2 separate regions of the Homo sapiens genome follow, and region 1 is linked to region 2. Evidence: chromatin contacts called from ENCODE Hi-C or POLR2A ChIA-PET data. All regions are on one chromosome and are shown on one strand. The core of a region is the stretch at or near the end of the contact, and the rest is flanking DNA. Distances in the headings are between cores, read along the strand shown. Region 1 holds the start of ETAA1 (ETAA1 activator of ATR kinase). Region 2 holds the start of RAB1A (RAB1A, member RAS oncogene family).

Region 1 (2,906 bases), core at 168-2,667, 2.3 Mb before region 2:
CAAAAACCATTAGTGATCCAATGCTTGGGAATTTTTGTCTAGAATCACTTTCAAATTTTTATAAAGATTTTTGTTCATTCCCAAATTGCTTTATAGGAGTATTATTAAAGACATGTAAGGTGGCCGGGCGCGGTGGCTGTAATCCCAGCACTTTGGGAGGCCGAGGCGGGTGGATCACGAGGTCAGGAAATCGAGACCATCCTGGCTAACACGGTGAAACCCCTGTCTCTACCAAAAATACAAAAAATTAGCCGGGCGAGGTGGCACACGCCTGTAGTCCCAGCTACTTGGGAGGCTGAGGCAGGAGAATCGCTTGAACCCGGGAGGCGGAGGTTGCAGTGAGCCGAGATTGTGCTACTGCACTGCAGCCTGGGCGACAGGGCGAGATTCTTTCCCAAAAGAAAAAAGACACGTAAGGTATAAAAAAAAAAAAAAAAAAAAAAGCACTATTTCAAGAACATGCTCCAGAATAAAGGCTTTTGTATGAGTTTCAGTTCCAACTAAGATTTACTAGAAGTCTTTTAAAAAGTAACACCTAAAACTAATCGAGACGAAAGAGATCCTTAGTATCTTATTTGGAGGGATGTTACACACAGGAACTTCCGGTTTATTCACAATGAGGTGAGACATCTACCAGGCTTTGAGACAAACTTTAACTTTTCCTATGAACTCTTCTCTAAAGCAGGTCACAGGGAAAAAAAGGGTTTAAAGAGAAATAACTTCTCCGGGCAAAAACTGAGGTTAGCGGGCCTATCAGCTGTTTCTTCTCACTCCACCACTGCTGCTGACTGGAGGAGCAGCCTGGAAAGCAGCCGCCCTCCCGCAAACAGGTAAACCACATTACCTATTCCTGTGGCGGAGGCAAATGGATGGTCAAACCTAACGGGGTAGTGCTGAAGTTCGGGGACAAAAGCCCATCGGGGAGTGGTATAGGATTATTTTTGGACTCTCGAGGGGTGAATCCCAGAGACAGAATACACGCTCCAGACTCCACCCCCACCCCAGATTTCCCTGTTGCAAGCTGGGATGTGGGGATGCGGCGCCGAAGCCAAGGCAGGCCGCGCTGCCGACGTCTCACCCTCGGGGTTACTTTTACTGCACAGGGCGGCGGTCGGAGGCTGCTCTCGCTGCCGCACTGGCCCGGGAGGCCCCTCTCTAGCCCCGCAGGGCCACGAACCGCGGGCCGATCTCAGCCGCCTCCTCCCTGGCTCGACCACCGAGCCGCATTCCTCCGCCGCCACTGTTTTGTGCGGCGTTTTCTTCGGGCTAGGGCTGTCATCATGTTTCCTTCGCCGACTCATTGCCTATGGCCCGCCTCCACCAGCCGCTTCTTCTTTCACATTTTGCAAAGGGATGAGTAGGGCAACAGCACTACAAACCGCACCCCGCACCAACGGCAGCCGCCATTTTGGTCGGTGGGGCGCGCGCAAGAGGCGGCCGCTGATTGGCTGGGTCCGGGAGAGGGGCGGAACTGTTAAGGTGCCGAGGGCGCGCGCACTTCCGCAGCCGGGACAGGAGCCTGCTCTGGAGGAGTGTCTAGGCTCAAAATCCTCCAGACTGGTGGGGGTTGTTCGGGTAGTAGTCAGGTCCGCGTAAACTGAGAGTGGGAGCTTGTGAGTTGGAAAGATTGAATACACTAGCAACTTTTTATTGAATTTACAACGAAAATTGCACGTTAGTCAAATTCAGATTATTGAGAGTCTTCGAATTTCTCAAGAAGAGGAAATACAGTTAATTTTTCATAGATGCTATGTGCATAGAAAAATCCAAAAGAAAGTAGAAAAAATTACTAAATTAATTTAAGAGTTGCTGGATACAAAGTCAATATTCAAAGATCAATGTGTTTCAATAGATTAGCAACAGATATAAAATTGAAGTTTTAAAGAGATACTATTTATAATAGTGCATGAGATAGCAAGTAACTAGGAATAAGTTAAAGATTGTCCTTCCTACAAAGAGAACTATAAAACATTTTTGAGGCCGGGCGCCATGGCTCAAGCCTGTAATCTCAGCACTTTGGGAGGCCGAGGCAGGCGGATCACGAGGTCAGGAGTTCAAGACCAGCCTGACCAGCATGGTGAAACCCCGTCTCTACTAAAAATACAAAAAATTAGCCGGGCATGGTGGTGCGTGCCTGTAGTCCCGGCTACTGGGGAGGCCAAGGCAGGAGAATTGCTTGAACCTGGGAGGCGGAGGTTGCAATGAGCCGAGATTGCGCCACTGCACTTGCAGTGAGCAGAGATCGCGCATCTGCATTCCAGCCTGGGCGACAGAGGGGGACTTCGTGTAAAATAAGTAAATACATACATACATACATACATACAAAAATTAGCCAGGCGTGGTGGCGGGTGCCTGTAATCCCAGCTACTTGGGAGCTGAGGCAGAGAATTGCTTGAACCTGGGAGGTGGAGGTTGCAGTGAGCCGAGATTGCGCCACTGCACTCCAGCCTGGGCAACAGAGCAAGACTCCGTCTCAAAAAAAAAAAAAATTTTTTTTTTGAAAGAAAACGAAGACCTAAATAAATGGTTACACTATGTTCATGGGTTGTGAGACTCAATATTGTTACAATGTCAGCTATTTCCAAACTGACCTATAGATTCAACATAAATACATATGAAGGCCCAGTGTGTGACTGTGTGTGTGTAACATGGTAAGTTTTTTCTAAAATTTATATGAAAATGCAAGGGACCAAAAATATCAATAAACTCTTGAAGATCTCTCGAAGAATAATGAGGGTTGATATCTACCAGGTATCAAGACTTATATGGTAATTAAGACAGTGTTATGATGGTGTCAGGATAGACAAAGATGAAAGAAACAGGATAGCACAGAAACAGACTTCCATATAAATGAACACGATTTAAGACAAAGGTGACCCTTCTGAGCAATGGTAAAAGGACTTTTG
Region 2 (2,878 bases), core at 328-2,827:
TGGGCTTTAGAGTCCAGGGTAACGAACACTTTTTGGTGCCTATTACTGAACCATTCAGGGTATTCCTGGGGTGGTGACCGTGTTCATTTCAGAAACCAACATGTTCATTTCAGAAACCAAACTCGGGTAACTTTTGATAAGTTCATCAACTAAGGCCCATGGCAGAATTTGAGGGCTAAGGGGTGTAATTAGTGTATGGGTAGAAATAAGTGCCTTCTTTCTATATTTTGGCGTTGTAGGAATTTAAAGTGATTCTGCAGTAAGTCTCAGGAGACAATTTTCTTAGTTCTTAGAAGTTGGAAGATAAACTTTGGACAATGTATTACACTATGCCCTTTGTAATTAAATAACTCAAGATAATGTGTTAAAGTTTAGCGGAGATTTAAATTCCTGAGCTGATTAAAGAGAGCTGTTAAGGCCATAGGTTTTTTAAAAATGAGTTAATATTACTCCCAGAAATTGTAGGCACTATATAGTGATGAATTGCCTATTTTTATTGCTTATTATTTTCCAGTCTTGCAGAATGGCTCAGGGTTAGTAGCAACTAAAAGATAATACATTACAATTCAACCTGAAGGCCGGGACGAAGGTAGGAATTGGATTTTAGGCTGGCTCTGGGCTGTGTCCCTCCCATCCATGGGATGTGGAGCCATTGAAGGTTGTGGGGTCACGATGCAGGTGCTGTCTCAGAAAGATACATCCGACTGTGTGTGCAAATGGGCTGGGGCGGAGAGGAGAGAGAGAGGTAGAGTCCATTTGGAGACTACTGCAATAGCCAGGCTGACGAGTTAAGAGCGGGGCACAGTAAGAATGGGAAGAAATCTAAGAAGAAAATGGTAGTGCGCGGGGCCAACAATGGACGATGACCGAACCCAGGTGGGGATGGGTGAGTGACGAGAAGAACCGCTCCGTGCCGTCCAGGGAGCCCCTTGACTTCCCTTCTGTTCTTAGAGCGGACGTCCTCCTACCAGCCCCCAACCAGCGCCACCAGGGTGGCGCAAGCCTCAAGCTGGTCAGGTCAGCAACAGCCGCAACGGAGGCAGGAGCCGACACGCTCGTACCCCGGCCCCCTCCCCGCCCCCGCACCCCCGGCAGTCCCTCCGGTTTGACCACTCCCCCCGGTCCCTTGCCTCCCCCGACCCCCAGCCTCCGTCGGCCGCCGGCACCACCCTCCGCCCCTCTCCGCCCCCTCCCCCGTGGGGCGCTGACTCGCCCGGCTGCCACGTCTCACTGATGACATCACTAGGGCAGCTCGGCCTTAGCCAATCCGCCAGGGGGAGTCCGAGCGAAGTCCTAGCCAGCGAGTCAGAGGGGAGGGGAGCAGGGAGGGGCCGAGGGTGGGGAGGTGAGGGAGTGGGGAATGGGGCGGGCGACAACCCTTCAGGTACGCATGCCCCAGAGGCGCGGCGCTTGGCGGGAAGCTGAGTCCTGGCCTTGCGTCGCACTGTCTGTCCTCAGCTCGCGTAGCCGCGCTCGCGACTCCCTTTCCCGGCATGCCAGGCGGTGCGGCCGCCCTCTGGGCCGTGTAAAGGCCCCTCGGTCTAAGGCTTCCCTATTTCCTGGTTCGCCGGCGGCCATTTTGGGTGGAAGCGATAGCTGAGTGGCGGCGGCTGCTGATTGTGTTCTAGGGGACGGAGTAGGGGAAGACGTTTGCTCTCCCGGAACAGCCTATCTCATTCCTTTCTTTCGATTACCCGTGGCGCGGAGAGTCAGGGCGGCGGCTGCGGCAGCAAGGGCGGCGGTGGCGGCGGCGGCAGCTGCAGTGACATGTCCAGCATGAATCCCGAATAGTGAGTTCAGGAGAGCACCGGTCGGCTGGGTCCGTGGGCCAGCTTGGGGGATCTTAAAGGGGTCGAGGAGGGTTGGGGCAGAAGTCGGGGCATCGGCTGGGGTGAGGCGAGGGTGATGGGTCAGGAGAGGCTGGCGGCCGGGAGTCGGGCCCCATTGTCTGACGCGGAGGGGCGGCCGCGCGGGGGAGGGGTCGGGCCGGAGGGGTGAGCCGCCCGGGCCTGGACCGGGTCAGGTTAGAGGGCCTGACTGCGGGGCGGGTGCTGAGGAAGCCTGCCGAGGGGCCTGGGGCGGTGTGAAGGGGTATCTTCTCTCGGAGGCAGTGACTTTTGAAGGAGGACTTGTCTCTAAGGGGAGGGGATGGGGTGGGAGAGCCCTTCTAGAGGGCACTGTCAGACCCTGCGCCCGCACTCTGCGGAGCTGTCAGGATCTTCGGGGTAGAAACCAGCTTTACTTGTAAATCCTGAGCTTGTTGGCTCTCTCTCCTTCCATCCTCCCCGCCAGGTTTCAGGTAATATGGATGCTTTTCGGGACTGCGTGGGATTGAGGGGAATGAGTAGATGGTGAGAAGCAACTGAACATTTATTAGTTCTCTTTTTGAGTTGTGTCTTGGAGGAGTTGTTTAAGAGCTCGCCGGGTCCATTGCCCTCCTATAAAAACCTGGGCATTTGTGAGAATTTTGTTTTTTTTTTTTTTAAAGAGGACACCTAAGTCATTTTGTCTTCTGTGGGTCAAGGGAAAAAAAAAAAACTAAAGCCAAGAAATGTCTTTTTGATACTCGCAGATTAAAGGAAGCTTGCTGTCAAGTTGAAAGAGAAACGAACGGGACCTATGATAGATCTGTATGTAGGTTTTGGATTACCTGCTTGGATGCTTGCAGATAGGGAATGAGGTTCCATGACGTGTCATGAAAAGTTAATGCATTTCTTTTTCTTGCTTACTCAAGAAGTCACCACAGCAGATGTGACACACCTGGCACCTTTCCTGGGAACTGGTGTTCACTTCCCTTGGGTAGAGTTTGTTGGGCTCTCCTCAATGGCCCTTTAAAAATTTCCTCTACAGTTTACATGCATGTAAAGTAATGAATAAT

Evidence for each region. A loop is a pair of places that touch in the nucleus more often than their neighbours do. ChIA-PET counts read pairs that join two places held with the same protein, here RNA polymerase II (POLR2A). Pooled maps may share reads with other maps.
Region 1: a loop to region 2 is called in a map of CD8-positive, alpha-beta T cell, with 19 times the contacts of the local background. The contact joins the promoter of ETAA1 here to the promoter of RAB1A in region 2. A Hi-C loop is called at or near these places in 1 of 168 maps with a recorded cell type or tissue (CD8-positive, alpha-beta T cell), 1 of 37 single-sample maps with no recorded cell type and 6 of 50 pooled maps. POLR2A ChIA-PET finds 5 or more read pairs at or near these places in 1 of 52 experiments (WTC11).

The regions. Positions count from the first base shown.
Region 1 is chr2:67,395,844-67,398,749 of GRCh38, reverse strand. It overlaps ETAA1 (ETAA1 activator of ATR kinase), which reads right to left and starts at 1,417. Exons shown (of 6, transcript NM_019002.4): 1 at 1,079-1,417. The coding sequence starts at 1,301.
Region 2 is chr2:65,128,805-65,131,682 of GRCh38, reverse strand. RAB1A (RAB1A, member RAS oncogene family) reads left to right here and starts at 1,577. Exons shown (of 6, transcript NM_004161.5): 1 at 1,577-1,790. The coding sequence starts at 1,768. RefSeq lists silencers at 1,079-1,428, 1,929-1,978 and enhancers at 1,281-1,794, 1,539-1,798, 1,795-2,309.